6 separate regions of the Mus musculus genome follow, and all the other regions are linked to region 4. Evidence: chromatin loops called from intact Hi-C (ENCODE). Cell type or tissue: heart. All regions are shown on one strand. Links, peaks and the distances in the headings refer to the core of each region. The heading gives the core; the rest is flanking DNA. Region 1 overlaps Pbx1 (pre B cell leukemia homeobox 1). Region 2 holds the start of Pbx1 (pre B cell leukemia homeobox 1). Region 3 overlaps Pbx1 (pre B cell leukemia homeobox 1). Region 4 overlaps Pbx1 (pre B cell leukemia homeobox 1). Region 5 overlaps Pbx1 (pre B cell leukemia homeobox 1). Region 6 overlaps Pbx1 (pre B cell leukemia homeobox 1).

Evidence for each region. A loop is a pair of places that touch in the nucleus more often than their neighbours do. Peaks named below come from ENCODE experiments on the same cell type or tissue, not always from the same donor. Only the 100,000 strongest peaks of a DNase experiment are listed, where the experiment ranks them.
Region 1: it touches region 4 in a loop (3-fold over the local background); 5 of 42 quality-filtered maps call a loop at or near these places.
Region 2: it touches region 4 in a loop (3-fold over the local background); 5 of 42 quality-filtered maps call a loop at or near these places.
Region 3: a loop joins it to region 4, with 2.2 times the contacts of the local background. A loop is called at or near these places in 5 of 42 quality-filtered maps.
Region 5: it touches region 4 in a loop (2.1-fold over the local background); 4 of 42 quality-filtered maps call a loop at or near these places.
Region 6: it touches region 4 in a loop (3.0-fold over the local background); 5 of 42 quality-filtered maps call a loop at or near these places.

The regions. Positions count from the first base shown.
Region 1 is chr1:168,213,018-168,218,300 of GRCm38, reverse strand. The region is part of intron 2 of Pbx1 (pre B cell leukemia homeobox 1); the gene reads left to right. Among named protein-coding and RNA genes, the nearest start is that of Gm51671, 130 kb to the left of the region's middle. In heart, for the core only: a CTCF peak has its summit at 3,968 (motif pointing left); DNase peaks (open chromatin) are centred at 1,970 and 3,970; H3K27ac peaks cover 1,350 bases.
Region 2 is chr1:168,430,685-168,435,967 of GRCm38, reverse strand. Pbx1 (pre B cell leukemia homeobox 1) reads left to right here and starts at 3,799. Exons shown (of 9, transcript NM_183355.3): 1 at 3,799-4,654. The coding sequence starts at 4,464. In heart, for the core only: no CTCF peak of the experiment used is centred there; DNase peaks (open chromatin) are centred at 3,477 and 4,487; H3K4me3 peaks cover 2,218 bases; H3K27ac peaks cover 2,247 bases.
Region 3 is chr1:168,377,745-168,383,027 of GRCm38, reverse strand. The region is part of intron 2 of Pbx1 (pre B cell leukemia homeobox 1); the gene reads left to right. Gm51671 (a long non-coding RNA gene) reads right to left here. Exons shown (of 2, transcript XR_003948152.1): 2 at 1-5,283. Among named protein-coding and RNA genes, the nearest start is that of Gm51671, 34 kb to the right of the region's middle. In heart, for the core only: no CTCF peak of the experiment used is centred there; a DNase peak (open chromatin) is centred at 2,507; H3K27ac peaks cover 1,840 bases.
Region 4 is chr1:168,285,186-168,290,468 of GRCm38, reverse strand. The region is part of intron 2 of Pbx1 (pre B cell leukemia homeobox 1); the gene reads left to right. Among named protein-coding and RNA genes, the nearest start is that of Gm51671, 58 kb to the left of the region's middle. In heart, for the core only: no CTCF peak of the experiment used is centred there; DNase peaks (open chromatin) are centred at 1,378 and 2,278; H3K4me3 peaks cover 1,609 bases; H3K27ac peaks cover 4,000 bases.
Region 5 is chr1:168,229,080-168,234,362 of GRCm38, reverse strand. All of the region lies in intron 2 of Pbx1 (pre B cell leukemia homeobox 1), which reads left to right. Among named protein-coding and RNA genes, the nearest start is that of Gm51671, 110 kb to the left of the region's middle. In heart, for the core only: a CTCF peak has its summit at 2,616; DNase peaks (open chromatin) are centred at 2,052 and 2,502; H3K27ac peaks cover 1,145 bases.
Region 6 is chr1:168,424,807-168,430,089 of GRCm38, reverse strand. Pbx1 (pre B cell leukemia homeobox 1) reads left to right here. Exons shown (of 9, transcript NM_183355.3): 2 at 2,148-2,221. Among named protein-coding and RNA genes, the nearest start is that of Pbx1, 4.7 kb to the left of the region's middle. In heart, for the core only: no CTCF peak of the experiment used is centred there; no DNase peak of the experiment used is centred there; H3K4me3 peaks cover 3,895 bases; H3K27ac peaks cover 2,889 bases.

The sequences.
Region 1 (5,283 bases), core at 446-4,445, 72 kb after region 4:
AGCCTGCTTTCCTAAACCTCGGCATATGAATAGAGTCTTTGCTCTCTTCTAACTAGAATTTATGTATTTTTAATGGAACTTTGAAAGCAACCACTAAAGGGGAGACTTCCAGGCTAGCTTGTCTGACATAAGGTGAGGTTACTTCCGAGTTGAATGGTTCCCGAGGGTCTCCCAGCCTTTGGGCGTGGCGGAGGCATCCAGTGTGAGCCCTGGCTGGCTGGGAGGACACAGATGCTTCCTGGCTCTGGGAGAAAACCATATGGAGAGTGTATGTAAAAAGCAGACACACAAAACCTAGGCCTCGTCGGGAGGAGGAGATGGGTGGCTAGATACCTGTGGCAGCTCCTGCGGCCAGTTTAGACCAGTCTGCAAGTCTGAAGGCAACAGAGAAGCCATCTCAAAAGAAAAACTGATGGGTGGCACCCAAAGAGCGATACTCAAGGTGGCCCTCTCCTCCTCCTCCTCAGGTTAATAACACATAAGATTTTTAAAGCAGTGGGGACCTTACAGTGCTTAGGAGAATAGTAACACAGGAGCCTAAACGACAGGAAGGGGGAGAAAACCCAGATGCTTCATTGGAATGTATTTGATGCACTGAAGAATGAGTGGTTTGTGGGATATGATGTCATCACTGACCAGGCCTTGCTCAGAAGCACACGAGTTGTATGTGTATGTAGTTATATGTGTGTATCCGTGCCTTTGTATGTAGCGCACTCACTGGCTTATGCTGGTTCTTTCGTTGTTACAGATTTGTAACATACACGAACCAGACACCAGACTCTTAAGACGATCATTTCTAGTTCTTTACCAGCATACCAGCCTCCTGAAGGCAGTGTCTCACGCAGTGCAGGGGAGCCTCCTACTTGCTTTGTAGCTGAGGGTGATATTGAAGTTATGATCTTCCAGCCTTCACCTTAGGAGTGATGTAATAACAGGTCTGAGCCTCAGAGGAACCCTCCATGTACCAAACACTGGATTATACTTTAGTAAATAATAATCATGTGTTGGACCAGGTGATAATATGTCCTTAATTCTGGGAAGAGGTGAGTTCAAGGTCCTCCTGGTCTACAGAGTGAGTTCCAGGACAGCCAGGGCTATGTAGAGGGACTCTGTCTCAAAAGAAAAAAAAAACTGTCATCACCATCATCATCATAAATAACAATAATAACGTTATTTTATTTATAATCAGAATGGTGGCAAATTAATATTATCACTACTTATTTGTTGATGAGGAAAATGAAACTAAGAGGCAAAGTCACACAGTGAGAGTCTATAATGTGGGTTAGCATGGAGATATCCCCCTTCTATCTCAGTGTACTTTCTCATGGTTCCTCATGCCGTGTTATAGACCTGAGGGAAGAGAAGCCCGAATGTACACGTCTGTTCTCTTGGCTGTTAGAACTTGGTGGTGGGGTTGAGAAACGTATCATGCCCTAGCAAGAACCAGGCAATGCTCTGGGCATCTTATGGAGACTTTAATCCACAAAACCTTTTCAGTTTAAGGCAAGAGACCATCAAGAAACCCCTCCTGCTTTCAGTAGTGAGCTGGTGTAGAAGGTGCTGTTGTAGAAAGAAGCCTTCCTCTCCATGGGGTGTGCAGTATCCTCCAGCCACTGGCTCCACACTTCCCATGCTTCTTATGTATAACTAAGTAGGGATGCTTTCCCACGTCATGAGTTCCCATGTGCAGTCCAGGCCTTACACACCCTACCCTGGCCCTCTCCCGGGCCTCATTCCCTTTCCTCAGATGTCTTAAATACATGGATCTGAAGGCAGAGGCAGTATGAAGTCATGCCCCAACCCCCCGACTTCTGCAGCTTTTCTTGGGACAAAGGGGGTTTCCCGAGCCGCCATACAAGCTTTAGCTATTAAGATCTATAAGTCCGTCACTCAGACAGCCGGCACCCATCCAGAAATGCAGGCGCCTGTTGCCCAGTGCATTCACTTTCTCTCTGCCAGCTGGCCCGGGGAGACTCGGTGTGCCAAGCAGGGAACGTGTGAATAGGATCCATCCATGCCCGCACATCCCCTGAGAAGTACAAGCCCTGTGACCAGAAGGGCCGAAAGCTAGCCCAGAGAAAAGAAGAACTTGCTGTGTCTCTAAAGAAAAATCCCTAAACAGAAATGCTCAAAATAGTAAAACCATCCCAAGAGTGTCCTGTGTTTTTGTTGTCATCCCCTGCCTTAGAAACTTCACCCACAGCTCCACGTGCTGTGGCTCTGAGCCAAGTGGGAAGAAATGACTGCACTTTCCAGGTCCTGGCTAGAGCGCCCTTTGAAAAATCAGTGCGGCCTTGATACCTTAAGAAACACTCCATAAAGATGCTTGCACTGAAATCCTTAAAGATCTTACTGTCTCGTTGCTGGAAGGAAGTTTACAAGTCCCTTTCTGATATCATATGCTGTTTATGCATACCTGATTGCTAATAAGCCAAGAAAAATATTGGAAGGATTGAAAGATATCTTGTCTTCACACCAAGTGGTATCACTTTAGGAGGCTTTTGACCCTGAACGAAGCCCTGTGTGATTCTAAGGGGACAATACTGAGTATCAGAGTGAGTCCCAGATTTATAGATTCTGTGCACTGGAACCCTCTGAAGAGGCCATTCTAGGCCAGCAGCCAGGAAGATTCCCGCTTGGTCCTCTAAGGTCTGAGTTCCGTCAGTACTGGGCTCTCTGGAGCCTATCCATCAACCGTTGTCTGGCAGCTGCCTGTAATGCTGGATTGTGAAACTGGGGGAATCAAATGGTTAATCATTTCCATTTACTTGATAGACGACTCTTTAAAATAACTCACCCAGACAGCTTTTCCATCAAAGACGGAAGAGGCTTGAGCACTTCGGGGGAAGAGCGCCTATAAGTACAACCCCAAGCTTCAGGCTACTAAGGAATGGAAGATGTGGGTCCCGACACTGTTTAGAAGAATCAGTTCATAGCACAGTCATTTTCCAGCTGGAGAAGTGTCCACCGGTTTGTGGATGGTTATGCCTGTAAGGAAATGACAGAACCTGAAAGGTCGGGGTGGAGGAGTAAGGGGTTGGGAAGGGGGGAGGTGTTCTACAAAGCTTAAAGCAGTTTGGTGTACTCTTAGGCCTCGGGGGAACCCTTCACAGATACCAGTCCTGTGCTTGGGTGACTCTCCCTCACACAGAGAGCCATTGCCTTAATGTCAGCATAGCATTGCTTGTTTAGAATGGCCACATATGAAAGGCAGATCTGAGTTTTGGGAAATGGGCACTGGAAGAGACGGGAGAGCAAACGTGTTCTCTCTGTACAACTTACAACCGGAGGGTGGGGCACGTGTCAGGAACCAGCTGTGGCAGGACACAGATGCCTAAGACGCCATAGTTCTACATCCTACTTGGCTGCTGTGCACAAGAGCGCTGAAAAGACCCGAAGAGGTGCATAATACATGATCCGGGAGATCATGGGAGATCACCATGTCACCACTGGCTTCCAGGAGCTCTCGATCTTGGTGGCAGGAGCCTGCCTTGTTTTAGCCAAGTTTCTGTACCTTTATAATCTGTAAGTGTGCTAGCAGAGCGTGTGCTTTCTGTCATCAGGTGACACAATTCAATGTGCACAAAGGGTCCCAGCGGATGAATGGTTTCACTTTCTAGAAGTACAAGGGCAGGTTACTTCTTTCTCCACTGGCTTCAGAGCTCTGCCTGGCTTGGGCTTGGCACCTTCTTCTGCCTTGGTACCTTGAAACCATGAAGAGACTTCCTCAAGCCTTCCCTAAGTCTTATGTCCCTTCTCCAACCATCTCTTTATCTTGCTCAGCTGAGCGAGTCTCAAGCTTCACTCCATAGCCTGAAACAATGCCTTCTGCTAATATGCCCTCCTCCCTGTCTGCCCACATTTGGGAATCTCAAATCGGAGTAGATCCCAATTCCCCAGCTCCATGGAGATGTTGGTAGCTATGGGACCCTTCTTTAAACAAGTCCTCGGTGGGGAGAGAGTGCCCTCTAGTGGGCATCAGCCAGGAGCGACTCTGGAGCTGTGTTGCTCAGCCAAGGACAAAACAATCCTTTGCACAGACCTCCCACTGGCTCTCTTGAATGTGCCTTTGGGTTTGGTTTGTTTTTCTCCTTGTGTGAAGAAAATAAATAAAGAATGAACAGCAGGAGGCCAGTTGTGAGGGCTGCTCCAATCAGGCTGTGACAGTCTCCTTATCGCTGGAGTTTTAGCACCGGATTAACCCTAGGGCAAGTGATAGCAGCTGATGTGACTTCAGGTGTTTTCTGAAGGCTGTGACAACCTCTGTATAAATCACTTACCTGTCGTGACTGGTCTCTGTCGTGATTGGAATGGGAGGCAGTGATTTGTGAGTAGGAAACCCCTTTAAGAATTATTAGCTAACAAGGATAAATATCTTGGTGTTATGTACAGCCAGTGGGGCTGTTGGGACCCTGTATGACCAGCATGCACAGGCAAGGGGACTCTTAAAGCTCAGTTTCAGGGAAAGCTGTTGGGCAGGAGAGGGAAAGGAAGGAGGGAGGGGGTGCTGGGCACCCATCAGGGAGGCGGGAACCTGATCATATGTGATGGCTGCAGGATTAGGTAACAGCTCGGCTGGTTGAAATTGGATCTTGGAGGACGAGTGTTAACATCTCTGGTGTCCCAGTGAAAGGTTCATTTGAGTCTTGCATGGTGCTAGAGAGATAAAAAGGAGCTTTTAAATAAGCATTTTGTATCCAGCTCACCAGAGTACTGACTTCAAGCCATAAATAGGAAGTGTCACTTCTGTTAGCCGTATCGCTTATTTCTTTAAAGCTGGCGGCATTTTTTTTTTAACTGACTAGCTGAACAATTTCCGGGTCAGTGAATCCAAATACCTCAGTTTGTTTGTTTTGTTGTTGTTGTTGTTGTACTAGTATCTTGAAATCTTGTCCTGGGAAGAAATACAGACCTGCAAGATTCTCTGCCTTTTTCAAACACACACGTGCACCCCAAGACCATCAGAGCAATCACCTCCTATGTACTATAGCACAACAAAGTGCTCCCCTATTTGTGCCTACTTCTTGCACATTGTCCAGTGTAGTTTACTTTCATGAGTAGAGTATAATTGAAATGGTGCAATGTGTGTGTGGACGGAGGACGGTTCTTCTGGGTTTCTTCTTCTTCTTCTTCTTCTTCTTCTTCTTCTTCTTCTTCTTCTTCTTCTTCTTCTTCTTCTTCTTCTTCTTCTTCTTTTCATTCTCTTATTTTCAAATCTCTGGTAGAACCTTTCTTTACATGTCTGTAAAGCAATTGTGATGAGTCTTGGCAAACCCAATCTCC
Region 2 (5,283 bases), core at 1,130-5,129, 140 kb before region 4:
AATGACCATGATGATGTAAAGCATCAATGCTTCCCTACACCTTTGATTGGCATTCCAGGGTCTGAACTGTTGGCCGTTTAGTCCTAACATTGATAGTATATTGACTATCATTCAGTAGCTACTTCTAATGAGCCATTGACAGTCTGGGAACTAATCCTGAATAAAAAATTTAAAAAGGTATTTCTTAGAAAATAGAACCATGTGTGTGGTTGTGAATCTGTCTCTGAACATGCCAACAGATCCAAGTCCTCGTTTACCAGGAAATGGAGTGGGGTCCTTTCACTCATGCCCCACACCATGTTCTTTTCCCTTCAGTGAAGAGAACTGTGTCCTACTATGTTTGAAGAAGTTTGAAAGAGAACCCGTAGTGTCACCTAGTCTTGCCACAGAGGTCAGCATGGTGGGATGACTCTGTGGCGCATTAGAATTAGGTTAGACGAAGAGAAAGCTGCTTTGTTACTTGGTAAAATTTTGATAGTGACTCACATCCGGAAAGCAGGACTCAGCAGGCCTCAGCTCCTCTGATGTTCAGCATGGTCACCAGAGTTATGAATTCTTCCAGCACACATTTATAGAACAGCGAGATTATAAGGAAAATATTGTCCAGATAAGAAAGGAATAAAAACTAGTATCCATCTTCTGTTATGCTTCATAAAGTTGAGAAATTGCACGTAGGATTTTTTTTTCCTCAGAACCTACTTTTATAACTTCCCTAATGTAAGCCTAGACATTTTATTTCACCTAAGGTGTTTTCTCCCTTTGACTTCCTTTATTTGCATTAAAAAATAAGGTCAGAAGGCAGGATATAGAGATGTTCACACAAAATCGTACAATCTAGTGACAGAACAGTTTCGTACGTTCAGTACAATCCATGTCCATACAACAAAACATCCACAGAAGGATGGACTAAATCCTAGCCAGTCACTGAGTGATGCTAGTCTGTACTTGTCTAGGAATTTAAGGAAGTTTGCTTCTTTACCATAGACTAGGAAGGTGTTTAAATTGGGTGTTAAACGAGTCAAATGAAGTGCTAATGTATCAGCCCCGGATACATTGTATCCACAGCTATAATTATGACTGTATCAATGCTGCACTATTCCACACTGGAAGCCATTTCCTTTATCTTTCTCCCTCACACCAAGTCGGCTCTCACAGTGGTACCATCCTGATACCATCTCAACCTTGTCCTTGCCTTCCGGTTTCTATTGCCTTTTGGCTGATGGGATTTAACCTGGTCTCCCCTTCTCAGACGATTTGTGCAGCCTGAGTCATTGACCTGCTAGTTTTGGACAACTGTATAACTAGCCATGCCTCCTGCTCCCATGCTTGAAGCAGTCACTCATGTGACCTCAGTTTTCCATGGGAGAAAGCACAACGCTGCCTGGGCAGTCACACCTCCTTAAAGTTAGTTCCACTGTGTCCACACCCTGAAGCCTCTGTGAACCCCGCCCGCCTTCCAGAACCAATCTGTCCTTCAAACTGCCTCAAAGCCCACTTGCGCTTACTCTAAGTGGATCTTCACTTTCTTTCATCTCTTCTGCAGTGTGTGCTTTTTCTAGTGTACCGATTATTTATATTGTAATTTATTTGGGCAACAGTATAGAGTCACAGTTTAAAGCATAAGAATTGAGACCAATGAGTTGTAGTGACCTAAGTACCTTGAACAGGAAAAATACCATGGTAAGCAATAAATATTAGTTATTTGTTCTATTAATATTGTACACATCCTTAATTCCCATAGCAAAATTGAGCCTCAATGATAATGATCTTATGGTATTACTGATACCTCTCTTAATACTTGACCTGGCAACACTTTATGAGATTCACGACTCAGAACCAATTGCTTCAAAACTGATTTCTTTATAGGCTCTGCTCCTACCTCATGTTGTAAGAGACAAGGGATTTATGTCTTGGCCCACATGGGCCGAGATTGACATGTGACTTAAGTACATAGTTTTACTCAACTTCTGATAAGTGTTGATTAAACCAAGAGTTTACAAGTTGAGATATGTGTGTGAATAAAGCCATTTTTATTAAGTAATATGGATTTGTCAGTACAGTTAATACGCATTATTGCATGCCCTTTTACCAGTGGTGCCAATGAGCATGCTAAGAGCTGCTTTGAAGTGCTTCCCTCAGGGCCCCTTATCTTGCCAAATGTTTGCATAATGATTGATGAAAAAGATAAAATTCTATTTGAGGATCTCCAAGTGCTTGGCTAGGTGGCTGCTTCCCATTCTGCTGATTGGTGCCACTGAGGCTGGCAGTGGCTCCTTTGGCACTATATCTACGCCAGAAAAGGGTTGATGGCTACACAGAAGAATAGTCCCAAGAAGTCCAGAATTTTTCTAAATGACGAGAGTGTTATTTTATCTTATGGGTATTCAGACCAAGTGCCCAATCAGGTTCTACTGTTGGTTGGAATAAAGGAAAATAAAGGTAAATGTGTGGATTTACCCCGGCTCTAACTCCTTATTGGCTTCTCTTAATTCATTTACTTCCTTTTACTTCTAATCCCAGCCTTCTTGTTTTAAGATCTGTTCTTCTAAGTCTTAAGTCTGTTTGCAAGCTAGACAAGCAACAGACATGCAAGTAACTTTTACCACATTCACATGGAGCTGTTAAGTGTGAGGCCTGCTAAGAATCCACCCAAACTTGGGTATGAATTCTAGCTTTGATACTTTATAACTATGGACTTTGAACAAATTCTTTAACCTTTTTGAGTTTCCTCTCTGTGAAATGAGAATAATAATCCATAATTCACAGAGATGTCTTGGGGATTAAATACAATAACTCAAGTAAATTACTTTGTGCATAGTAGGCATTCAATAAATGTCAGTTTCCTTCTTCTCCCTGTTATTAATGCTTATTAGACTATATTAAAAACTAGAACCAGACTGTGATAATGCAATCCCTTATTAAGTGTTTAAGCCAAATAACCAACTTCCCTCAGGGGGAAGAGAAATGTTGAATTCGGTTTTTTTGGTAAACTTATTTATTAGTATTTTTCTCGAGTTTTATTCCTCAAAGTCCACACTTCAGCTACTGTTTATGCCACAAAAATGACAATTTATATTCTCTTTGCTGGCATAGAGTTGAGGATTTGCAAATTATCCACTACCTAGACTTTGATCTATTATTCATTATCTTAGCAGCCCGATTTTATTTACTAACTACGTCATATAACAAAGTTTTGCTTTCAACAGTTTCCCTGAGGTCTAAGGATTTCAGAGAATCAAGTTTACTACCGCAGCGTCACCGCGTAGACGAACGAGGGGTGGGGCGGAGGGATCCACACCGTCTGTGTGCTTTCGTGTTAATTTTACAGTCTTGCGTTTAAGTGGAGCCACGTTTCCCTCAAGGACGGAGCCTAAGAGAAGCAGACAAGAGCTGAAGCTAAGGTCTCTCTGCGCCTTTAAGAACTGGAGACTGGGTCATAGCTCCGCCTCCTTCCCGGCCCACCTCTGAACTCTGATTGACAAGACTCCCGGGCTAGGAGGAGCTGAAGGAGGCCGAGGAGGAGACGCTGGGTGGAAAGTAGGGGGAGGAGGAGCCCACTTTCAGGACTAGCCAATCATAGAAGGGGGCGGGGCTCAAGAGCCCTCCTCCCTCCTCTGACCCCCGCCTCCTGGCCTCTCCGCTCCCTCCCCCCTTCCCTCGGCCCCCTCCCCTCTCCTCCTTCTCCTCCTCCTCCTCCTTCTCCTCCTCCTCCTCCTTCTCCTCCTCCACCTCCTCCTCCTCCTTCTCCTCCTCCTCCTCCTCCTCCTCTCAGGCTGTGGTTTTTCTGTATATGTTTCTGGAGTCCTGAGCCTGGGCTAAACAAAAGCAGGAGGCTGACGGGGCTGCTGGAGTTTGCAGAGACACGGAGGAGGAAAGAGCTTGGGCTTTGCCTGCCGCCACGGCTGGGGGTGATCTGGCTTCTGCTACAGCCCACCCCCTTTGAGATCACTCTGGCCCGGAGTGGGGGTGGGGGGCAGCGGGGGGTGGGGGGGAAAGTTTGCATTGCAATCCCCCTGCCTTCCTCTCCTTTCTCCCGATCAATGCATATTTGCAAAAGGATTAAGCCACAGATTTAAGCGCCGGGAGCCCATTTCTGCCTTGCAAAGGAGATCGGACTGAAAAACCCAAAGGCGGCTCTGATTTCTTTTCGCCAAGTGGGAAGGTGGTTTATTTTTCTTGCTTTTTTGGAGTCAACACCCTTCCCCACCAGCCCTTATCCCCACCCTCACCCCGCAACCCCTTCACGCCCCCCTCCCCCTCCCCATCCTCCCACCATCCTCTAAAGAGGCAAAGAGATTTTTTTTTTCCCCTTTTGGTCTTCTTCTTCTTTTTTTAAAACCCTGGTCCCTGTTTATCCTGAAAAGGATTTGAAGACAGCTTGAAGGATAAAAAGCCTCGGTGCTTCCCAGGCGCCGATCCGAGGAGCCGAAGAGGAAGAGCCGGGGCTGCCGGAGCCTTCAGAGATGGACGAGCAGCCGAGGCTGATGCATTCCCACGCTGGGGTCGGGATGGCCGGACACCCCGGCCTGTCCCAGCACTTGCAGGATGGGGCCGGAGGGACCGAGGGGGAGGGCGGGAGGAAGCAGGACATCGGGGACATTTTACAGCAAATTATGACCATCACAGACCAGAGTTTGGATGAAGCGCAGGCCAGGTGAGATGGAGGCTTTTCTTTGCCTTTCTTGTTTTTTTTTTTTTCCCTCCCTCTCGCAGGGGGAAACAATGGGAACCGAATCACCACAGCGCTTTCTTCTAAAATGTTGTTTCTTTTCTCATTTTGACAAACAACTCTATGGCGGAGGAGTAAAATTTAAAGAAGCGTTGTTATCGAAAGTGTGATCGCCCGTGCTGAGATATGGCTGTGTGTAGATAGATGTTGTGCGAGTGTGTCTGTTAGAGGTATTTGTATGAATGCACAAAAACACGCAGCCACGCCGAAAATACTGCCAACTAATCCGAAAGCGGCCCTCGGCACTTTTTTACAGCTTTAAAAAAGTGTATGAAGGAGGCAGAATTGTCAAGTTCCGAGCCGCATTCCATGCCTTCGGTAGTTGAGGGACTTCGGAACATGACAAAATAAAAAAAAATGTCCCAAGAACACTTTATTTGCAGATCCCGCTGACTCCTAAGCTAATTCAGCAAGTTTGATTTTTTTTTCTTCTTCACTTACCCTTCCGTAATAATAATAATAATAATAATAATAATTATTTGGTCTTTTTTTCCTCACTCCCCACTCAAAATAAACAAACAAACAAACACAAAAAGCAAGGTAGCTCTGTGTTA
Region 3 (5,283 bases), core at 891-4,890, 92 kb before region 4:
AACAATGGCCTTCTTTCTTGCAGCAGGGCCGGTGTTTTGATAGTGTCAGGTTACACCCCTGCCTCCCCCTGGCCCATTTATAAACCTGACACAGGCAACATGATGTCATGTTACTTTTTTCAGCGTCTCAATGAGGGAATTTTTAACCCCCCAGGTCAGGAGGATGATAGTTGGTTTTTGCTGAAATGAACCATGGCATGGTATAATTAATATGTGGGCTCCTAGTTCAAGCCGGTGGGAACGAGGAGTGGGGGTGGGAGTAGGTGGGGTCTTGATCTCTCTAGTGTGGGTGAAGGGTGAGGTGTTTTCCTTCTTGGCTCTTAAGGCTCCCAGCCACCTACTGTTTGCAAATGCAGCCTTGGGAGCTGCCCTGGACTGTGCTGTCTTGCTGAGATCCTAATTTCCAGCCTCAGTGGCTTTAGGAGTTGAACTGAACTGGGAATGAAAGGGGTCCCTGGGGAGGTTACCCTGTGGTGGGTCTGAGGGACCACATTTCTGACCTGGCCTGTGGTCTCCTCCTTCTGCCTCCCCTCTACCTTTCTGTGCTCAGTACCTGTGACTATAAAAGCACTCAGCACAGCTCCATGTCTCTGAGCTTACCATTTGTTTCTTTGGAATCAAAAGGCACAGAGTGTTCTATAAGGAATGTCTGCATGGCATTCCCCAGGAGCACCCCCCTGCCCGCCCACCCACTCCCACCACCTGCTCCGAGGGTGGAAAAGGCGAAAGGTGAAAGGTCATGGCGCTTCCGTCTCTGTCAGGGTCTCCCTTCCAGGAGTGACCTTGGTACCAGGGTCTCCTGAGGAGGTGGGTGAGAGTGGTGGCGAGGAACACTGGCCACAGAGTCTTCATTTTCTAGTCCTGACCCCGATGTTAACTGGCTGATTAACTCTGGCAAGTTATTTGATACTTCTCTGCCTGATGGGTTAGGTATGAGGAACAAGAAAGACTTTACCTTACTGGATTACTGGGCAGATCAAATGTATCTAATAAACACAGTGTGTTTATAGCAGTGCCTGGCATGTAGGAAATACCACATGAGACTTTCCTTAAAGAAACCTTTCGATGTAGATATCCTGGCATACATGTGTATGTAGATATATAGATAATATTTCAAGCATTTTTTTTCTTTCTACCTTAAAGAAATGCAAATTGGTAAAACAAAGCAAAACAAACAACAGGAACCCTGTGCGCTAGTTTCTCAGCATCTAGAAGATGTAGGTGGGGCCCTCATTCAAGCCTTATGCTCCACATTTCAAAGTGTAATGTTTTATAACCATATGTGTAGGCACGCCATCAGGGCCATCTCTTAGACATGTATTTCAAACACCAGGCTGGACTGAATCCAAAACCCAACCACTTTTGAACTTGTCCTTCTTCTGGGAGCAGGTCACACCCTTGGTGGACTCTTAGCCTTTGCACAGTGTCCTTTGCTTCATGTGCATTCCCGTGGCTCGGTGCAGCCTAGTGAGCTTCCACAGCCACCTGCTCAAATGTCAGGATTGCAGTAAAGCTATGCTTAACTCCCTCCAGGATCATCCTGGGATCCCCAGAGCAGGGTCTGTGTGTCTGTGTCCTAAGGTGTGCACACTCTGTTTTTATGATCGCTGTGTAGGCGAGCTCTGACTCTCCCCTGGGGCGGGGGCGGGGGGGGCAGGGACGAGACACAGCTGTCAGCACAGTGCTAGTTACCTAGCTCATGCTATGCATGGGTCTTGTTGTTTGTTTGTTTGTTTAAATAAATAAACTAGTATGCATAATTAGTGGATACAATGCAAATATCTTCCCCGTCTCCATCTCTAGGGAAAGCAGGGAAGAAAATGCGGAACTCAAACCCCACTTTAGGACTTGACCAATTTTGAGTGAAAGGCAGGATTTCCCTAAAGCACACTCCATTTAAGCCTGCCACAAGATAGACCCCTTAAAGCACTTGGAACCAGAGAGGTGATTTTTAGGGGATCTGTCAGGCCTTGGTGTCTTGCTGATAAAGTAGGATCTGACTAGAAGACTCCCATATACTCAAGAGATGGCAGTCTGGTGGGATGACCGATCTGAAGCCAAGCACAGTCCAGCCCATGCCTAGCAGTACCTGGGCATTTGATTCCTAGACTTGAGGTGTTCCCTGTTGAGAAGTGTGGTCCCGTCCCTTCTCTGTGTGTGTCTGTGTGTGTGTGTGTGTGTGTGTGTGTGTGTGTGTGTGTGTGTGCGTGTGTAAATTTGTAAAAGCCCTGTGGGGCTGCTTTTGTTGTTTTATGGACCAGTGGTTCAACCGTTCTCATTTTACAGTGCATTACATGTCCTAACCAAGGACACACCTCCTTTTATGGCAGAGGCTCAAGGAGTCTAAAATGAGGACACTGATGGCAGCTCTTCCCTAACTGGCTGTGATTCCTTCTGTGCTCAGGGTTCACGGGCCGCAGCAGGTCAGCCCACAGATACCTCCCTTTGCTTGCTACGTGGTCCTGTTGTCCTGTCCATCCCCCAATCTCTCTTTCTCACTCCTTCCCCCTGTGCTCACCCCCGCCCCCACCCCATTCCCTCACTTCTGTTGACATGTGACTTGTAGCATTGGCTGACTTCCTGCCTGCATCTTGATGTCTGCCAACTGGCCGATGATGGGTCTGCGATCCCGCTTCCCTCTGCCTGTTTTCACCCTCTGAACTGTGGAGGCAGCTCATAAAACATGGGCTCCACACATTTTACAGCATTCGGCTGGGCTTCTCACAGCACACATGGTAATGACAAGCAGGTTTCCAGGGGGCAGAGCCAACTGGAGGCTCAGGCTTCCTTTGCATGACATGTCAGGTGGACTGTGAGCATCTCCCGAGATGTCTCAACCGTTTTCACTTCTCAGGAGGTCAAAGGACATGTGTGGACACGGTTCTTTCCAACCGGTGGCCCCTTTCTGACTATAATACAAATGCGTGGAGTTTGATCCTCTTACCTTGGTCTTGTTGAATGCAGTATTATATACACACACAACCACGAGGAATTTTTAAAACAGTGTGTGTGCTATCTTTGCCCCTCATTCAGTTTTCTTCATGCAAGTAAATATAAGAACATTAAAGCCATGACTATTTTTTTTCAGGATCAATATTTCCTTTGTTCAGGTAAGGAATTCTACTCCGGAGTAAGATTCCTGACCTTATATGGCACTGGTCCCCAACAGATGCCAAATGCTCAGGTCCCTACATTCTAAATGTTAGGTACCAAATTGACCTTTCTGTAATCGATTTGTTTAATCCAGTGTTATTAAGAGCCAGCTGTTCCAGCATTGATTGGATTGATGCGATGGCCCTGGGAAGCAGTCACTAGACATGGCCAAAGTCACTAAAGTGTGTGTGTGTGTGTGTGTGTGTGTTCTGGGCAAGGACTCAGTTAGTAGCAGCATTGGATTATGCACATCACCAATAAGTCAGACCAAAGAGACAATTACAGGTGGCCTGTCACCAGAGGAGGGGGTGAAGTAGGAGAGGGAGGGAGAGAGGGCATGTCTAGCACTGTTGGCTTTGGAATTTGGCTACCTTTGGCCCCACATGCCTAAAAGAGTCTTGGAGCTTAAGAGCCAGGCATCTGGAAAGGCAAAGGATATGGGTATTGGTTACTAAGATGCCTTCTAGGTGGTCACCATGGCAATCTCCAAAGATGAGAGCCCAGGGGGGAAGGATGAAAAAGAGAATTTTTGACTCTTTCCATTCAGGCCTTAGAGCTGCTGCTGAGAGTTTCCTAGTAGCCTTTAAATGGCTGCCCTACAAATTTGGGCTGCTACCATGTATGAACAGGTCGGGCAGCAGCAATGCCAAGGCCAGAAGTCATACCATTCCTGTCAGTGTCCTTGGGCTCCTCATGTATTATCTCCTGTGCCTCCTGAGGTTTTTCTCTGCCTCCAAGACTTCTCCACTCTTCATCTGTCTCCTCTGATGTGTGGTTGGGAACCTCATCTTCCGATCTTTATTTTGGTTTTGATAGGAAAAAATTAGGCTACATAATAATACCTTGCAAGGATTAAGTGCCGTGTTGGGTGTATCTCCTCTGAGAAAGGTATTCCTGGGAGTGTACCAATAAAATAAGTTTAGTTAGCTGAATCATGTTTTGCAGACATCGAAGTTCTCAATTTAGAAATCTCTGCAAAGGATGGAAACCTGACCAAAGTCGTCTCAGCCTCACACTGAGATTTTTCAGTAAAGGTTTAAGAAGCACATGTTTTTTTCATGAATTACAAAATAAAAATAATAAGAGAGAGAGAGAGAGAGAGAGAGAGAGAGAGAGAGAGAGAGAGAGAGAGAGAAGAAGAAGAAGAAGAAGAAGAAGAAGAAGAAGAAGAAGAAGATGATGATGATGATGATTTTGCTAATGCTACCTACTTTATTCTTGACATGATTCGGTTCCTTTAAATATAGCAATATAGTCAGTCCTGGTACACAGACTGATAATCCTTGCTACTTGGGAAGCGGAGGCAGGGGGATTGTTGAATTCAAGGACTACCTGAGTTACAGAGCAAAGGCTAGTCTAAGCAGCTCAGTTAAGATCTTGTCTCAAAATACCAAATTGAAAGAAGACTAAGAGTGGAGGTCAGTGGGAGAAATCTTTGGGAAGCATGCGGAAGGCCCTGAAATCCAGGTCCCAGCCCTCCCCCCAAATAAGTAACTAACTACATACATGAATAAGTAAACAGGTCAATAAATGGGTAATTATGAGTGTTATTGGTTCTTATCCTGGGATAGGCACAGTGCTAAGTTCATTGGCAAACATCGTTTCCTTGCATCCTCATCAAAACCTTTGAGGAATGGGGTATCTTTATTGTTATTGATAGAGTTTTGAGACTGAGATTCAAGTAGGTAATCTGTTAAATTCGAGACTGTATAGCTGTTAAAAGATGAACTTGGAACTTGATCTCTTGGAGGCCGGATCCCAAGGCCTTGATTATAAAACCTCCCAAGAGTCCAGCTTTCCTGATAGGATAAAATAGTTTACCTTCATTAATTTTTTTTTGTGACTTCTTCAACATATGAGGTAGAGCCCACTGGTTCTGTGTTGGTGATGATATAGTTCCAGTTCCCTTTGTGATGGTGACTAAGGCTCTTTTCTTCGGCTCCTAAGCTCACTTGGGTAGAGCTAATGAGAACGAGGTGATGAGGTCCAGCCCCCATTGGCGTCTGTTCACTGGACTGAGATTCAAGGCCACGAAATTAACCTTTCACCTTAGCCAGCTGCCTCTCAAACACGTGCTGCTGCTAATCAGAGAGAATAAGGAGGGTATTGTAGCTAAAATGCTATAGCCCC
Region 4 (5,283 bases), core at 468-4,467:
CCTGCTATCTGACAAGGGGCTCCCATGTTCCCCAGATAGTTTCAGATACTAGTGACAATTTAGGAAAGACCTTCATAACCTTGAGAAGCTGTCAGGGCACTGAGCTAAGACCACCAGGATGGCGTGTGTGGAGCACTGCCTCAGCTTGCATGGTCCACTGGCCAGCCCCTTAGCGAGTTTGCAAAGCCATCTGAGCTCTATTTTGTCGGGAAAGTGGTAGCACAAATGCAGGTGTTCAACAGCCATGGGAAAAATAAAAAAGAATTAAAACAAAAATGTGCCTCGGGCTCACTTCAACCGTTACCAGTATGCCTTCTTTCCCGTTTGAATATGATGTATTTGCAAGAACATTATCAGCAACTCAACTTTCACTTGACACTGAAAGGCCACTAGTGTCTCAGGGCCAGAGTGTTCCATGTGTCCTGAGGGACTGAGTGGATGTGGAGTGGGTAGATGAGTTGGTCACATACCTCTAGAAGCATGGCATAAGGGTGGTGCCTGGATGTGGGGTGTAGGGGAACAGAGACACTCTGGAATTACAGGGATTCAACAGCCATCAGGCTGCCTCCAAATGAATCCCAAAATTATTTTGAGGATCACACGAGTACGTTTATATCACGGCTAAACCAACATGGCTCATTCGTCAATGCTCAGAGCTTGCTGGGTCTTGCTAATATTTCTTCCAGGGCAAAGTAATATCATCCTATCTCAGCAGATTGGGAAACTGAAGCCCAGATAAGAGACAGGAAGCTTGTGCTAGCTTTTTGGAATTCTTCGTGAACACACAGCTTTGTCTTTATGGCCTCTGTGATTCTAACCTGTTTGTACTTCTTAGAAAGCCACCAGGAGCTGAGCTTCATCTGGGGAAAACTTCTCCAGTCTACTGAATGCACCGAGTCTGTGAACTGTTAGTGAGAGGTGCTGCTTGCTTTTTCTGATAAGATGGACAAGATACTTGGGGAGGTGGAGAGGAAACTGGGAAAGTATGTCAGCAAAGGAAAAGCCACTGGAAGATCTTTAGTTACTTGAGGTTTGAATGCAGGAAAAAGAACCAACGTGGCCAGCTGGTGCAAGGTAGGGTGCTTATCTGCCTTAGAGCCCCACCTGTTCTCAGTGACCCCATCTGGCCAGCCAGGTGTGAGATGTAGCACAATAACAGTGAGGCCCTGAAGGGAGCCTAGTGGCGAGGCGAGGTGCACCTGCTCTCTGGACCCTTTAGCTATGGCCTGTGCTTCCATGTTCTTCAGCCCCCTGCTCTCCACTTTGCGTCAAATGTCATGCAAAGGGGGAAGTAAAAAAACTCATCACTCCAGGGGAAGAGCACAGTGGCTGCTGGCTTCATGCAAGAGCTGAGATCTCTGCCATCAAGAATTCTGTGCAGGCCTGGAGACAGACAGTGCGACCGACCTTTGACCCCAGCCTTCCAGACGCAACACTTCCACCTCACACTCGGCCGTGGCTAATAAATGTCTGCACTGGGAAGGCGGAGGGAAGGCTGTGAATTCTTCAGAGACATTCAGGTTTAGCCCATGAAGGCCCTGGTATTTAAAAACAGGGAGGTGGGAGTGGGCCTTATGGACACCTGGTGTGAGGGGGGTCAGAGGAGGTGAGCCAGGTTGAAGTGGGCCACCAAATTGGGAGGCTGAGGAACAGAGAACTGTATGGGTTCCCTTGTGACGATTTTTTTTTCCTTCTTCTATAGAGTAAAATCAGAAAAGCCCCATCTGCCTTTTAGGGAAAGGTCATTCTTGGTGACTGGTGACATCTGGGGTAGGGCCCAGTTCATTATGCCACCCAGAATATCAGTAGCTTGGGCGTTGGGACCTAGGGAAAGAAGAAGGGATTAAAAAAAAGAGAGAGAAGAGGAGACCCCTGCTGCCAATCGGGCAGCTCTGCCTGTCTGCGGGCTGCTGCGACCCACTCGTTACAATTAAAATGAAGTGTCCGTCAGCGGCTATCTTCTCTGTGTGGTCCATATGTTTCTGAGCTGATACTGTCCGGATTATTCTGTTCGGGAAAACGATAACGGCTGTTTATAACCTTGGCAAAGACTAAGGCCTAATCAGGCTGGAGCACATTTTCACCGACTGGCTGATAACAGGCTGTTAGCGGCCTTATCGCTGGGGAGAGATAGGCCAAAATAAGCAGAGCTGTGAACACAGGAGCCCAATCGAGTGGTACACACTCTGGCCCCGGCTTTATTTTTAGATTCCCTTTTCCCGGTTGATAGCAGAAGGCACAGAGGAAGGAGGTGGGGTGGGTGGTAATGTGTGCCCCGATGGGGGTCGGTGTGAGGTGGAGGGGATGTTAATCAACACAGGGAGGCAGAGGGTCAGCCTGGCTCCTGGTGCTCTGGGCTCTCTTCAAATGAGGGAAAAGGCAAGCAGGTCTTTGGAGACAAAGGAAGGGAAGCGGCTGTGTTTCCTGGCCTGGTGTGTGGGCTCTTTGCCTGTTCAGCTCAGCGGCTTCTGCTGTGGTTGGAGTTTCCATCCTGGCAGACAAGCCTAGGTGCCGAGGTTCTGCGAGTCTATTCTTCCAGACTCTCCCCAGTGGCGGGATGATGTGGCTTTTCTGACTCAATCCACACTGCCTGGAAATCTTCACAGCATCTCTCTAGAGGGACCTTTCCTTGAAAGTCACACACATCCCCACTCGTGCAAAGACCAGACACGGAATTAGGATTAAGAAGTAGGGACACAGACATTCTCAGCTCGTTCTGATACTCAATGCGGCTCAAGGCATCCCGCTCATTCCATATTCATAACCTCGGGGAGGGGTTGTAAGTTCTCCGAGAGGAGCCAATTTCAGATTCTTAGTAAATCTTTCATGGAAAAGCCCCCTTGAACTTGCCCCTACAAGCCAAGTCTGTAGCTAGCTTTTCCTTCCAGATTAAAGCAAAAAAGAGGAAATACAGTGTGGTGAGCAATACATAAAACAGGAATCCTGGTAGTGTTATATATGTTTTTTTATTGTTGTTTCTGTAATTGCAATGCTGAGACTCAAAGCCAGAGCCTCGTGTACATTAGACCAACACACTACTACTTAGCTATATGCCCAGCCCCCAAACAGTGAGGTCTGGCATTTTCTTTGTCCTTACCCTCTTTGCAAATCCCCTCATCTTTAAATGAAACAGATTTTTAAGTATTCTCCATTCTCCATTGTGTCTGTCTGATTCCTTCCATCTCTGTCCTCCCCATTCCTTCTTCCCTCCCTCTCTCTCTCTCTCTCTCTCTCTCTCTCTCTCTCTCTCTCTCTCTCTCTCTCTCTCTCTCTCTCTCTCTCTCCCCAGCTGCCTGTTTCAGGAGTCACTTTGTCTTTCTAGGATTCAAATAGGAGAACTGAGTGGTGGGAAAGAGGGGAAAAGGGTCCCGAGCTTGGGGGAGGGGAGGCACTTTCAGGGCACACAGACCAAAGTAGGCACAGAAGGCAGCAGAGAGTATTATGACCATTATCATGCTAATCTATTTACAAGGCTCTCTTTATTCATTAATCTTTCAATAGCAGAATCTCTCCTACAGCTTGGAATAAGAACCACCTGTGTCTCTTGGACCCAAAAATAAAAGTAGAGAGGACAAATGACAGTGTCAGAGGAGGAAGGGGAAGGAAAAAAATCAGATAAATACAAAAGGATTCAGTCCCAGGCCTTCTGTCGGATCTCTGCATGGATGATCTTGCAGCTCACAAGCTACAATATGACCCCATCACTTGGCAGTTTAGGGGCCAGCATCCTCCATTATCTTAGTTCAGAGTCAGTGGGATAGAGTTATTAAATGGTCTGGTTTTAAAAGTTCAAACTCTTTTTTTTCCCTGTATTACTCTGTATTGTTCTCTTTGGAAATTAGTGCTACTATTGATATAAGTCATTTTTTATTAGCAATTCAGCATCACCAGTTTACTCAATACAGGGAACTTAGGTTCTCAGAGAAAATTCATAGTAACTGAAAGCTAAGCTGGGAGAGGGTTTGCGTGCTATCAGTGGAGAGCCTGTTGTCGAATACACCCGTCATGAAGAGGTGTTTACAGCTGTATCTGTTGCATCAGCATAGGTGGGTTACCTTACCTACATAGCCTTGGCAGGTCCTTATTACCCTGTGTTATGGTACTGAGTAGAAGACTTAGGACCTGGAGATAGGACACCAGCTTTCCTTGTCATTATTGTAAAGGTGTCAGAAGTGGCAGTTGTCGTATGTACAGAGGAGGACATGTTCAGGTTGGACCCGAGTATTATACATGAGGAAAGACCTCGGGACTCTCGGAATGGAACAGCTTTCCTAATGTTCTCCACAGGCCTTACATTCTCCAAATAATAATTCTAACTCACGCCTATGATCCGGAGACTTAGGTCTTCAGTTCTAGTTAGCAAACCTTCTTGCTCACAAAGCGATGGAATTTCGCCATCCTAGAGATGGAAGGATGAAGAGGCTCAGCCTCATGGCAGGGGCCTGGACTGGCCCAGGCCAATCTCAACCCAAACTAAGATATTTTATGTTCTAGTTCTCTGCTTTCTCATCTTTTTGATGATTTTATATTATGATTTCATAATAGAATGAAGCCTTTAAAATGAATCCCTCGACTGTGTCCATGACACTTTTTGTTCATCTGTAAAGTAAGCATTGTAATTTTCCCATTGAATTTTTCTTTCAGTTTCTCCTGAGATGGGACTATACCACCCATCTCCATGTTTCCCGAGGCACCTAGCTTACCCAGTTCTGCACACAGAACTATCCGGTAAACATTGACTGTAGAGGCTGTGAACCAATGAGTGGATATATGACTTTTAATTAGGCTTCACAAGTGGTGACTCCTTTCCTATAAGGTTTTCCTAAGTCACATGCAAGTGCACAGCCATCCAATCCTTGTGTCTTCAGTAGAAACAGGAGAAAAAGATGAGGGTTTTGGTAGTAGCAGTGGAAGGAGACAGTCCTAAACTGCAGAGGGCTGGTTCCCAGCATCAGATTGTGTCATTTGTTGTTGTTGGAGTGTCTTGACCATGACGACTTGGGAGAGCCTAGTGGCCTTATGGGTCTGCAAACCTTGAGGTTGAAGCTTTCCCTTGCAGAGGTCAAGGCTTCTTTAGCTGCTCCAAGAATCTGTTCTGGGTGTTGGAGTTGCACCCTCTGTCTGGAACAGGAAGTAACCTCTCTAGGACCATGGGGGCTATTTGATAAGTATTTGTCCAACAATGAATGTGTAACTGTAGCTTATACACACCTGGTCCATGCTTTCAAAGTACAGTAGTGGAGTGGCCAACTTCTGGTTTCCCTTTCAAAATATATGGTTCTT
Region 5 (5,283 bases), core at 685-4,684, 56 kb after region 4:
TCCTTTGGAGAAGCCCCAGCACCTTCTGCTTGTCTTTCTGGTACAGAAAAACAGATGGATAAAAAGTTACATGAAAATCACAGCTGCCACTCTGGACAATTAAGCAAAACATGAAATTGCAACAACAACAACAACAACAACAAAACAAAAAAATAAAAAACAAACAAACAAAAAAAAAAACCCCCACAGGGTATTGAAATAGAACAAGATTTCCCAGGAAGGAATCCTGCTGTTTGAACCAGAATGAGGCTTAACTCCGCATCTTCTTAAGGGGAGTGCTAGTGTTTGGTATTCCTGTATTAGAATTCCTGCAGAGACACCTCAGTAACTGTGCCTGCCTAGCAAAGTGACTTTCATTCAAGAAGCAGAGTTAAGCTAAACTGGGGTACCTTTGAGTCATGCTTTCAAGATTGGTTTTGATTATTTTTATATTAACTATATTATCTTTAGTTATTATTATTTTTAAAGGTCTGTGTATGCCCAAGAATATGTGTGAAGTCACCCTTGGAAGGCAGGTGGCGTAAGATATCCTAGCTGAAGTTATAGGTTGCCTCCCATGGGTGCGGAAACCAACTCAGCCCTCTCTGAGCACAGCATGTGTGTTTGGCACTGAACCATCATTTCTAAGCCCTGTCAGAGGGGGCTTGAAAAGGGAGCAAGTGTTAACATTTTGCTTGTGTCATTCAGGTACGTTGGGACAAGCAGGGCTCTATAGTTAATGCCAGTTTTGCTGTACAGTGAAGGACACAAGCTTCGTGATGTTGTCCAGAACTTCTGGGGCTAAGAGTCATAGAGATAGAACTTGGAATCTGAATTCAAAACCCTGGCTCCCTGCACCCACTGTCTTGACACCAACAAAGTGAATACCCACTCTGTCTCATTTCCAACACTAAAAACAAAACAAAACAAAAAAAGGGGCCTACATTGCTACATTGCTTGCAAAGTCACTCAGCTCCCCAACCTTGCCAAGACTCTCGGAGGTCTTTACTATGAACATTGTCTGAAGAGAAGCTAGTGACTGCTTCATGAGTTTGCATTTTTCTCTCCTCCATTTCCTATTGTGTAACACCCAACAGTTACCTGGTAGATGGCCCCAGTCCCCAAGAACCATTGCTTGGGTCTGCAGGAACCATAGAGCCAACAGAAAAGCAGCTTACCACTTTCACAAAAGGAACAGCTCTCTTGCCACTCCAAGCCAGCTCGCTCTGTCTCACCTGTCCCCACCTAGGGCCAAGAACCCATTCACTGACAAAGCCACTCACGTCCATGGGAGTGGATCTGTTCGCCTAGACTTGTACATGTTTGGCTTCCTTACCCATTGGATGCTTTGCCTAAAGGCTTTAAAGGGGCTCCTGAAGAACCTCACGGATGAGTTGTGGGCCTCAGACTACAGACCTGTTCTCTGATTTTATGTCATTTTCTGGTCTCCACACATGACATATGACCTGAGGTAGCTTCATATTTGACTCTGACTGCAGGAAAACATGTACGTCAGGGAAGAATTAGAAACCAGAGATACTACTTATAGGAGAGGATGAAGAGGCCTTCCACCCGCTTGAGAAACCTGGGTGCAACTCCCTTCCCCTTTTTTTCTGTGTTATTTATTTAATGGAGCTAGTAGAACAAGTTCTTTTGTCAGGAGCCCCTGTAAGATCGGATTAGGTTATTGTGTGTGCCTTGCCAATGGAAGTGACATCATAAGCAGGAAGCTTGACTGTGAGAATCTCCGGCCTAGGTACCAAATGGGAACCTTAGATCTGTGGCCGAGATTGTATCGCAAACTGTTTAGGAATGACTGGTCTGTGAGTGACAGGAAAAGGTTTTGTGATATTACTACTACCACCGGGGACTAGCGTCCAGTTTCTGCCTCTTTCACCTGCTCTGTGAAACAGTCTAGACCATGCCTAAGTCTTCACTTTGTGTCTGCGTGCCTGCACTTCCCTGCTTCCCTGCCATCTGACTCTCCCGTCTCAGGTCACAAAATGGTGGTTGACTCCTAGACAGTGCCAGGCTGTCCACGGGGCTCTGAATTAGAGCAAACAAGCCAGGGGCATGCTGAGCTCTCGGGTCATGGAGAATTCTACTTGGAGCACTCTATCACTTTGAGCTGGTTTCAACTTTTCTGAGCAACTTTCTTAAAATATGAGACTTGAAACTCTGCCTCTGAAGCCTGGTGTGGGTGTGGGTCATGTTGCACAATGTGGATGAGATTATGTGAGATCTTTTCGTTCAAGGAAAAGCAAAACCATCCCGACATGCTTTTAGAAGGCTGCCCAGCTCTCAGTGCCTTTTCAGAGAATGCTGGCGCTTCAGTTGTATGTTTTAATAAACATAGAGCAGTTGACCCACAAGGCCCTATGAGTCCCACTTTTGGTATTTAATGGATACTTTAGAGTGATTTGCCCAGGACCAGAGATCAAGAGTAGCAGACCAAGGGCGTGAACCTCTATCGGAACCATTGTTATATGCACATGACCAGGGTCATGTGGCGCTCCACCACAAGTGGTCCCTTCCTGTGCTCTGTGTGCCTTGACCTCCTTGCTCCTTCTAGTCAGACCTGCCAGGGCAAAGCCATTTTCCCTCCCTACCTTGTTTCCTTCCCAGACTGTCCTCTAGGGTGCACTGCACCTGTCCAGGCTACCACACTCTCTTGATGGATCTTCTCCCATAGAGTGTGGTTATGCAGTTATTCTGCTTCCACCCCACCCTTCTCTGCAGCGACTCCCATTCTAACTGACAGACACAATTGTACGTATCCATCATATACCACATAATGTTTTGATGTAGATGCATTGTCTACTGTCACAATGGAAACTTGTCACCCTCTCTATTTACACTGGCGGTTCAGAGGATTTTTCTTGAACAAGTGCAATTCTAAAGCCAAGACCCAGCATCTCTGTGTCTTTCCATCTCTTGCTGTCTTCCCGTTAGATGCACAGTAAATGTTTTGCTGTCTGTGCTTGTGAGCTTGAGAGATACAGGAAGGAGAAGAGGGCAATGAACTTTGAGGGAGAGCCACGGGCTGCCACACACGCAGCACCTGTACCTTCATTTGTTCTGAGTACCGCTGCTTGGGCGTTTTGGCCAGTCCTTGTCAGCAAAGTGATTGAGAAAATTGCCCTCTCCTAGTCTGTTGCTCTAAGAGCTCCCCTTCCACAGGATGGCCACACTTCATTCCCAGGCCTCCTGGGAGACCTCTTCCTTTCTCTGTCATTTTCCTCATTCTCCCTGAACACCGTAAGGATTTGAAATACTTCCTGCCCACAGTTTCAACCAAGGGATTGCCAAGGGATTTCAATGTTTATTGCTTTCTTCTCTGGCAATGGAACAGTTCCAACCAGCTACTATTTGAGAGACAGACAACAGAATGGTTTTTGCTTATTATCAAACTGAGAGCAGGGTTTGCTTACAATAAAAGGAGAATTTGAGTCTTTCTGCACAACTAGGTAGGGGGGTGTGTGTCTGTCTGTCTGTCTGTCTGTCTGTCTGTGTGTGTGGGGGGGGTGATTGGGAGATTCTTTAGCCTAATATCTCTGAATCTGTTCCCTGGTAGCCAGACCTGATGTTCTGACCACAAAAAGGAAGGGAGACTGCCTTGTTTGTAATAATAAATGGCCTTTCTTTCATATCTGCCTCTCTCCTCCTGACTTAGAGCTTCCCTTGTTGTTGCTCTGTCTGTTGTCTTGAACACAAGACTCCCTGCACTTGACATTCGCTACAGTCTTTCTGGATTTTCTCCTAAAACAGCTTTCTTAAAGCCCCCAGAGACCCTTAAAAAAAAAAGGAATGCAAATGGAAATGCTTTGGAAGCTGAAATGAGAGTCATTGGGAGTCTTGAGCTCCTGGCCACACTGGGACAAACTATTTTTTATTTTGGGTAATATTTCTTCTTTGGCATTTATTACACCTCTGTTAAACACAGCTCATGTGACACAGTGTTACTCACAGGCAATCAGAGGAAAAGCTGAAAGTTGAGCCATTAGTAGGGCAGGGCAACTTATTGTTAATAGCAGCCATTAAAGCTGAAAGGGAAAATTACCCATCTGCCCCTGCCAGCCCTGCCTGCCTGAGATGGGGATTGGGCCTCCAGGCCGGAAGGGGGGCTGGGAGACCATGAGGGAAGAAGAATGGAATGCAGAAATCAGAGCGCTTGGTAAGAGAGGATAGAGCTGGATTCCTGTCTGGGTCATATCCCAAGAGTATGGGGCGCAGGATCTCCTCGCCAGAATTCAAAAGGCCATTTAATACATCCCCGGGAAGTCACCTGATCCCTCTCATCCAAAAATCTGTGAAATCCATTTTATCCACAGGTAGGAAACCCAACAGCAACATTCTTTCTCAGCAAGGCTCCCACCACAGTGGATAACTGAAACAGAATTTTCCCTGCCTGGTTCTTTGCCATGAGCCTTGGGGTTAAACAGCACATTTCATTTTAGTCTGTATTGAAAACACACACACACACACACACACACACACACACACACACACACACAGAGTTTAAAGCCTCTTAGACACCTTAAGTTCTAGTCAAAGAGGTGATATCAATTACCTACTTTACCTAGCCACTTTATATACTTGTTTGATATGACCTCATAAGATGTCAGCTAGGAGAATAAATTTCAGAGGACTTCTAAGGGCAGTGGTCCTCAACCTTCCTAGTGCTGTAACCCTTTAATACCTCATGTGACCCCAACCATAGAATTATTTTTGTTGCTACCTCATAACTGTAATTTTGCTACTATTCTGAATCATGATGTAAATATCTATGGGTTAATTTTTTTAATGGTCTTAGGCAACCCCTATAAAAGGGCCATTTGATACCCCTAAGAGGTCTTGACCCATAGGTTGAGAACTGATATTCTAGAGCATGGCTATAAACCTCACTAGATGCCTTAAAGGCAAGAGCTATGGCTGATTTTACAAAGTCCACATACTTACTCCATTGCAGAGTGACCCCTGCTGCTGCAATTACAGATCAACGTACAAAACTTTGACTGGGGCTTGGCACTGAACTCTGAGCACTTGTGTTCACTCCCTGGACCACACGTCTGCAACTTCAGAAGAGATGGAGCAGTGGGGGAATTTCGTAGCCTTGCCCAAATGCTTTTGTGTAGACATAATTGACTAAAGCCTGAAACGCAAGGCTCTGTGATGTCTGCCATGGCTGGTTGGTGGTCTGAGCAAGCACACACACACACAGACACAAAGACAGACAGACAGACAGACAGACAGACAGACAGACAGTGTCACACACACACAGTGCCAGGATGATGATGATGATAA
Region 6 (5,283 bases), core at 322-4,321, 140 kb before region 4:
TATTACAGAGTGACTAAACCTTATGTGACTTAGTTATATGGTTAACAAGTAATGTGGATTTTATGTAAGAGAAACACAGCCTTGAGAAAGTAAGAGGAAGCAGCTAAGAGCACGCATGCTATGAATTACATTCATTTTAGCTGCGAACACATGGAACATGTAAACTGAAATGCTAAGGCTTAGGATGCCTGAAAAACTCGAGACTGTTAAGGACCCCCCCCCAACTATTTTCATGCTTTTAATGGGGGGGGGGAGATTTTTTGAAAAATTAATTGGTCCTCTTTTCCAATGTTATTATCTGAAGAAAAGCTAATGGGTATGACAAACGAGAGGCTCCCCACTGGCAACTCTCTCTTGAATTGGAACAGATTCCTCCATAACATTGTTCCAGAAAAATACACTCAGACACCACTGATCAACTGGCTTGATCACAAGTTCTTGAAGTGGAAGAGGCCAGTGAACGTGGGTCCTCACTACTTTTCTGCTCTCTCTTTTTTGTGAAACTGACGACAAACTCTTCTCAGCGGGTATCCCCTTTAATGGCCTAGATGCTGAGAAAGATCAGATGCAGTTTGGGGATGGGGAAAAATCCAGTTGTCTCTCTCTAACCCCATTTGTGTAGCGTGGGGAGGCAAAGCTTCTAGATGAGCTGCCAATTCTTTGCATTTGGGCCTGTGTGTGAAAAAAAAAAAAAAAAAAAAAGACTAGTGGGAAGTATTTTTAAAGACCCAGAAAAGATCTTAAATACATTGAACATTCTGTTTTTTAACCCCTTCTGAGAACTAGGTTGCTAACCCCCCACCTTTTTTTTTTCTTGAAAAAATGTAACTACTTAGACTATTAAGCTCTTTTTCTTTCTTACTAGTTCTACATTTGAAGTGCATATTTGTTAATTCAGAAAGTAAGCCATAACTATTTTAGATGCTGTGTGTATGTACGGTTTGAATTTCGAGTTTACTATTCCCCTGTTACAATTGTACAGAGCATGTTTGTGATGCGATCCCTGCCTCTCTGGAGGATGTGGGGTTTTGTTTTTGTTTTTTTTTGTTTTTTTGTTTTTTTTTGTTTTGTTTTGTTTTGTTTTTTCTTTTGGTTTGTTTTGTTTTTTAACTTTAAAACTGATTGAAAAAGAATTGAATGTGTTTTGAGTGCCCGGGGGTTTCTGCTTATCTTTACACATACATTTAGTTAGTAAACAGAATTCCCTTAGCTAGTAGCTGATAACATCAGTATTTTGTTTCCAAAACAATATCATTCTGCTAAGTGAGTCTATAGTAAACTAGAAGGAAGGGCATTGTTCTGTCCCTCAAGTGCATTCCCAGTACAAACATGCACAACCACAGGTAAATCACTAATCTAAAAGGCAAAATTGTATTTATTTTTTCCCCAGTGGGTGCAAGGTCCTAATTGTAAATAATTGAATTTCAACACCTGCAAATAAGCCGTGTGCGCACAAGAGCCATAATGTGAACACAGAGAAATGAATTTATTCCCCATCTGGGTATGTTTGCCCCCTGGCAATGCATTTCCATACTCTTTAACTTGGGGACTGAAATTTTATAAATTGACAGTTCTACTCACAAGACCTTTCAAGCATCTTATGTTTATGAGAAGACAGGGCGTCTGCAGAATGAATTCGAACACATGGATGAATTAAATTTGAAAACACACGCGCACACACAGACACACAGAGGGAGAGGCACAGCTCCTAGGCTATGGCCCTTACAGAGATTATACAGAACTGTTAACCTAGGCATTTGGCCTTGATGCATTCATTGTCTTGGGTAGGATTCTTGGTTGAAGAATTCCACTTTGGTTTTAACCACTTACTAAGGGGTGGAGGGGAGAAAGAAAGAAAGATGAAAAGAAAAACCCTTTCCCTAATGGGCATAATTTAGGTTATTTCTGCTCTGTAGTTAAATCCCTACCCTCACTGCTAATTACCATTGCTTCTTTTGCTATGGTGGGACTTTGTATATTAAGTCATAAAAACAACTGAAGCATGCCATAGAGTTAGGCTTGGTGTATATTTTTTTTTTTTTTTTGGCTAAGTGTTGAGGTCCCCTCTGTACCTTATCAGTTTGATCTTGAGTGTCCACCTAAGCTGTTGTGTTTGTTTTTTGTTTTTGTTTTGTTTTTTCTTGCAGAAAACATGCTTTAAACTGCCACAGAATGAAGCCTGCCTTGTTTAATGTGTTGTGTGAAATCAAAGAAAAAACAGGTAGGAATGAAAACTCCAACCTTTGGGCCTTTTTCTTTGGCTAGTTAAACCCGCTGAGCCTGCAGCTCCTCTGCTGTTCTTGGGACCTTAGTGTTTTAGAATGCAAGCGCTACCAGGGAAGTCCATGGCTGCTTTCTCTAAAGGGAAACAGCTTTGACAGCCGCTTTCAAGCAGTATGTTGTCTTTAAATCTGGCCCCAACTCTTTTTGAAATTGGGGCTAAGGCAGAGGTTTGGACGGGAAATTTATAGAATGATATGCCTTTGGGGGAAAAATACAAATGTAAAAATCCATTTCCTGAAGAAATAGATTTTTGTCTACAATGACTGACCCCCATCTCTCACCCCTGCTGTTGGGCAGGGGAGTAAGAGCTAAGCTGTTGTTTCCTTTCTTTTTTGGCCACTTTGTTCTTTGTATTTACACAGAGTCACCAACTTGAGGTTCTCAAAAGAGTGTCTTGGAATACCTTTGTGGAATGTCCAATTCAATATTAGGTGAACGGGCTTTTGAATGGCCTCTGGTTTTTCTAGCAGGGACCGACCCTCTTTAGATTTAGGGCACTATGTTATCCAGAGATCATTCCCTCTCTTGTTTTGCTACTTTCTGAGCCTCATATCATAGACTAACACACTTATAACACATCCCAGGAGGGCATTTAAATTTTAAAGCAACAATTAAAAAATCGCAGTCATCAATCAGAGGTGTTCTTAAACAACAGATGTGCGGAGAAAGGCCACTTAGCAACTGTCCTCTTGTTTCTTTATCTTGGTCCTTAATTTTCCAAAGTGGGTTAAATCGCTCCCTTGTAAGAAGAAAGGGTGGGGAAGGCGATCTAACGCCAGGGCATAAAGAGGGACTGGGGGGGTGCATGCAGACAGGGAGCGGCTGCTGGTCTCTGACTTTCTCGCCCACTTTAAAGCCGGGCAAAGTACCTGCCATCCCGTATATTTATTTATTTTTTACAACAAGGTGTATAACAGTCAATAATTCATATCTAAACCATATAAGCAAGGGCATGACATAAATGAAAGTGACAATAGATATGATTGCATGCTCGGTTGATATACATTGATAGTTACACATGGGAAGGGGGGAGGCTGCGGAAGGTGGCTTTCCTTACGTCTCTCCTTTTAAAGGTCTCTCTAAATGTCTCTCTGGATTTCTCTGTTAAGAAAAAAAAGAATCTTTTCAAGGGGTCACTGTTGATTGAATATGCAATTACTCAGGTCTTTCAAATGTCTGTGAAATTAGTAAATAGTTCCTTTGTTGGATGGTGCTTGTAGGGGATGGAACACGCAGACAAAGCACCTGAGACAGGCTTCCCAGACCTCTGAATCATCCAGGTGCCTGTGCCAGGACCTAACCTTATTGCAGAGCTGATAATTGCGTCGTTTTAGCCATGAGAGGCGCCTTTTGAGAGATGTATTGATTGTGCATACCGATATCAAAGGAGCTCTTCCTCAGTGTGCCTCTTAGGTTTTTCTTGTTATTTTGTCTTGTTATTTTCTTTCTTTCCTTCTTTCTATTAGCTCAGAGAAGGAAGCCGGGGGCTCGTGTGCCTATGTGTCTCCTTCTCTCCTAATTTTCCTTCTCGTTTGAAGTCTTCTGTGGTTATTCACTTTGAATGGCGGGTTTTGTTTCTCATCAAGTTGGAGTTTTGTTTTGTTTTCTAATCTCGGTTCATGAAATGTAGAGTCACAATAAGAAGGAATCGGAACTAAAGGGACAGAAGGAGAGTTTCTCTTTAAAGATACTGTATTCTGTATTTTTATTGGGAAGGGTACCACTGAGGTCACCGACTTGTACATCATGGCCCAAGTGTTCAATTCTCATCTCCTAATTAAAACCTGCTGAGGTAGTGTAGATCAAAGTGGGTGGCTGTGAAAAGAGGTCCGATTCAGGTGCGCAGTGAAGACTTCGCCCATGATTAATATTGGCTACGGTGCCGGGGGTGGGGTGGAAGTGGGGAGAAATTGTCGAATTGGCCAAAATGATGTTCTTATGGTTGGAAGATATTAATCTGTTTGTTGGTTGTTGTTGTTGTTTTTTTAAATTATTGTCAATATGAATATGGTTGGAGTCTTAAAAATAATATTATTTGAAGTTTTATGTGTTATTGATACAGGATGCCTTAAAGGATAGCTTATGAAGTAATGTAATTAGTGATGGTTCCTGTGTGAAGAGGGGTACAAAACAAGATTCTATGGAGAGGATTCCTGACTCGGGGGAGCAGGAACTCGCTTTTATTCTTCCAGTTGAGTGTTGGGAGGCTGGAGAGAGGGAACAGACGGAGGTGTCAGTGGTAGAGCAGACAGTACTGTGTTTAAAATCAGCTTTTATTACTAAGAACCGTGTGATTTCTGTGTTCAGGATCTGGGCTGCCTGTGTATCTTCATGCCTTTGATGCCCTGGGGTAATGAATGCAAAGTGTCTGGAAAGTTGCACAAGTCTTTCATTTCAGTGCCCGTTTCTGTCTGTCTGTCTGTCTGTCTGTCTGTCTGTTTCCCTCTCTTTTTCCAAAACTAGTAAAAAAAAAAAGGTGGTCTAAAAGACCAGGTCACATGCTTCTGTGCTGTCCTGGAACTTTTCTTATTGGGACTATCAAGGCCCACAGCACTGAACAAGTGGCCTTGCTGAGGCCATTCAGGGTAGAGCAGATCTGTGTACTCTGGCCAGGAGCTGGGGTGTGTGTGTGTGTGTGTGTGTGTGTGTGTGTGTGTGTGTGTGTGTGTGTGTGGTGTGTTGTGTTGGCTTGCTGCTGCTTTTGTTTCTTGGGTTTTATTGATTTAGTTGGAAGATTGAGGTAAATAGGAAAACTTACAGAGATGCCTGATCAACCTTTTTGGTATTTAAAAAACAAAAACAAAAAACACGTGCATGATACCTAAGGCAGGCTGCACGGACTGAATTATAGTTGATTGATGGGTATTTAAGTCAGAAATTACTTTGGGATTTTTGAAAAGTAGATGAACTTGAGTGTTTTGCTTTTGAGTGTGGGGAAGTGTTTATTTTGATACTTTATGCTTTTAAAATATAAACGCTAAGGTAAAAAATAAAATGCCA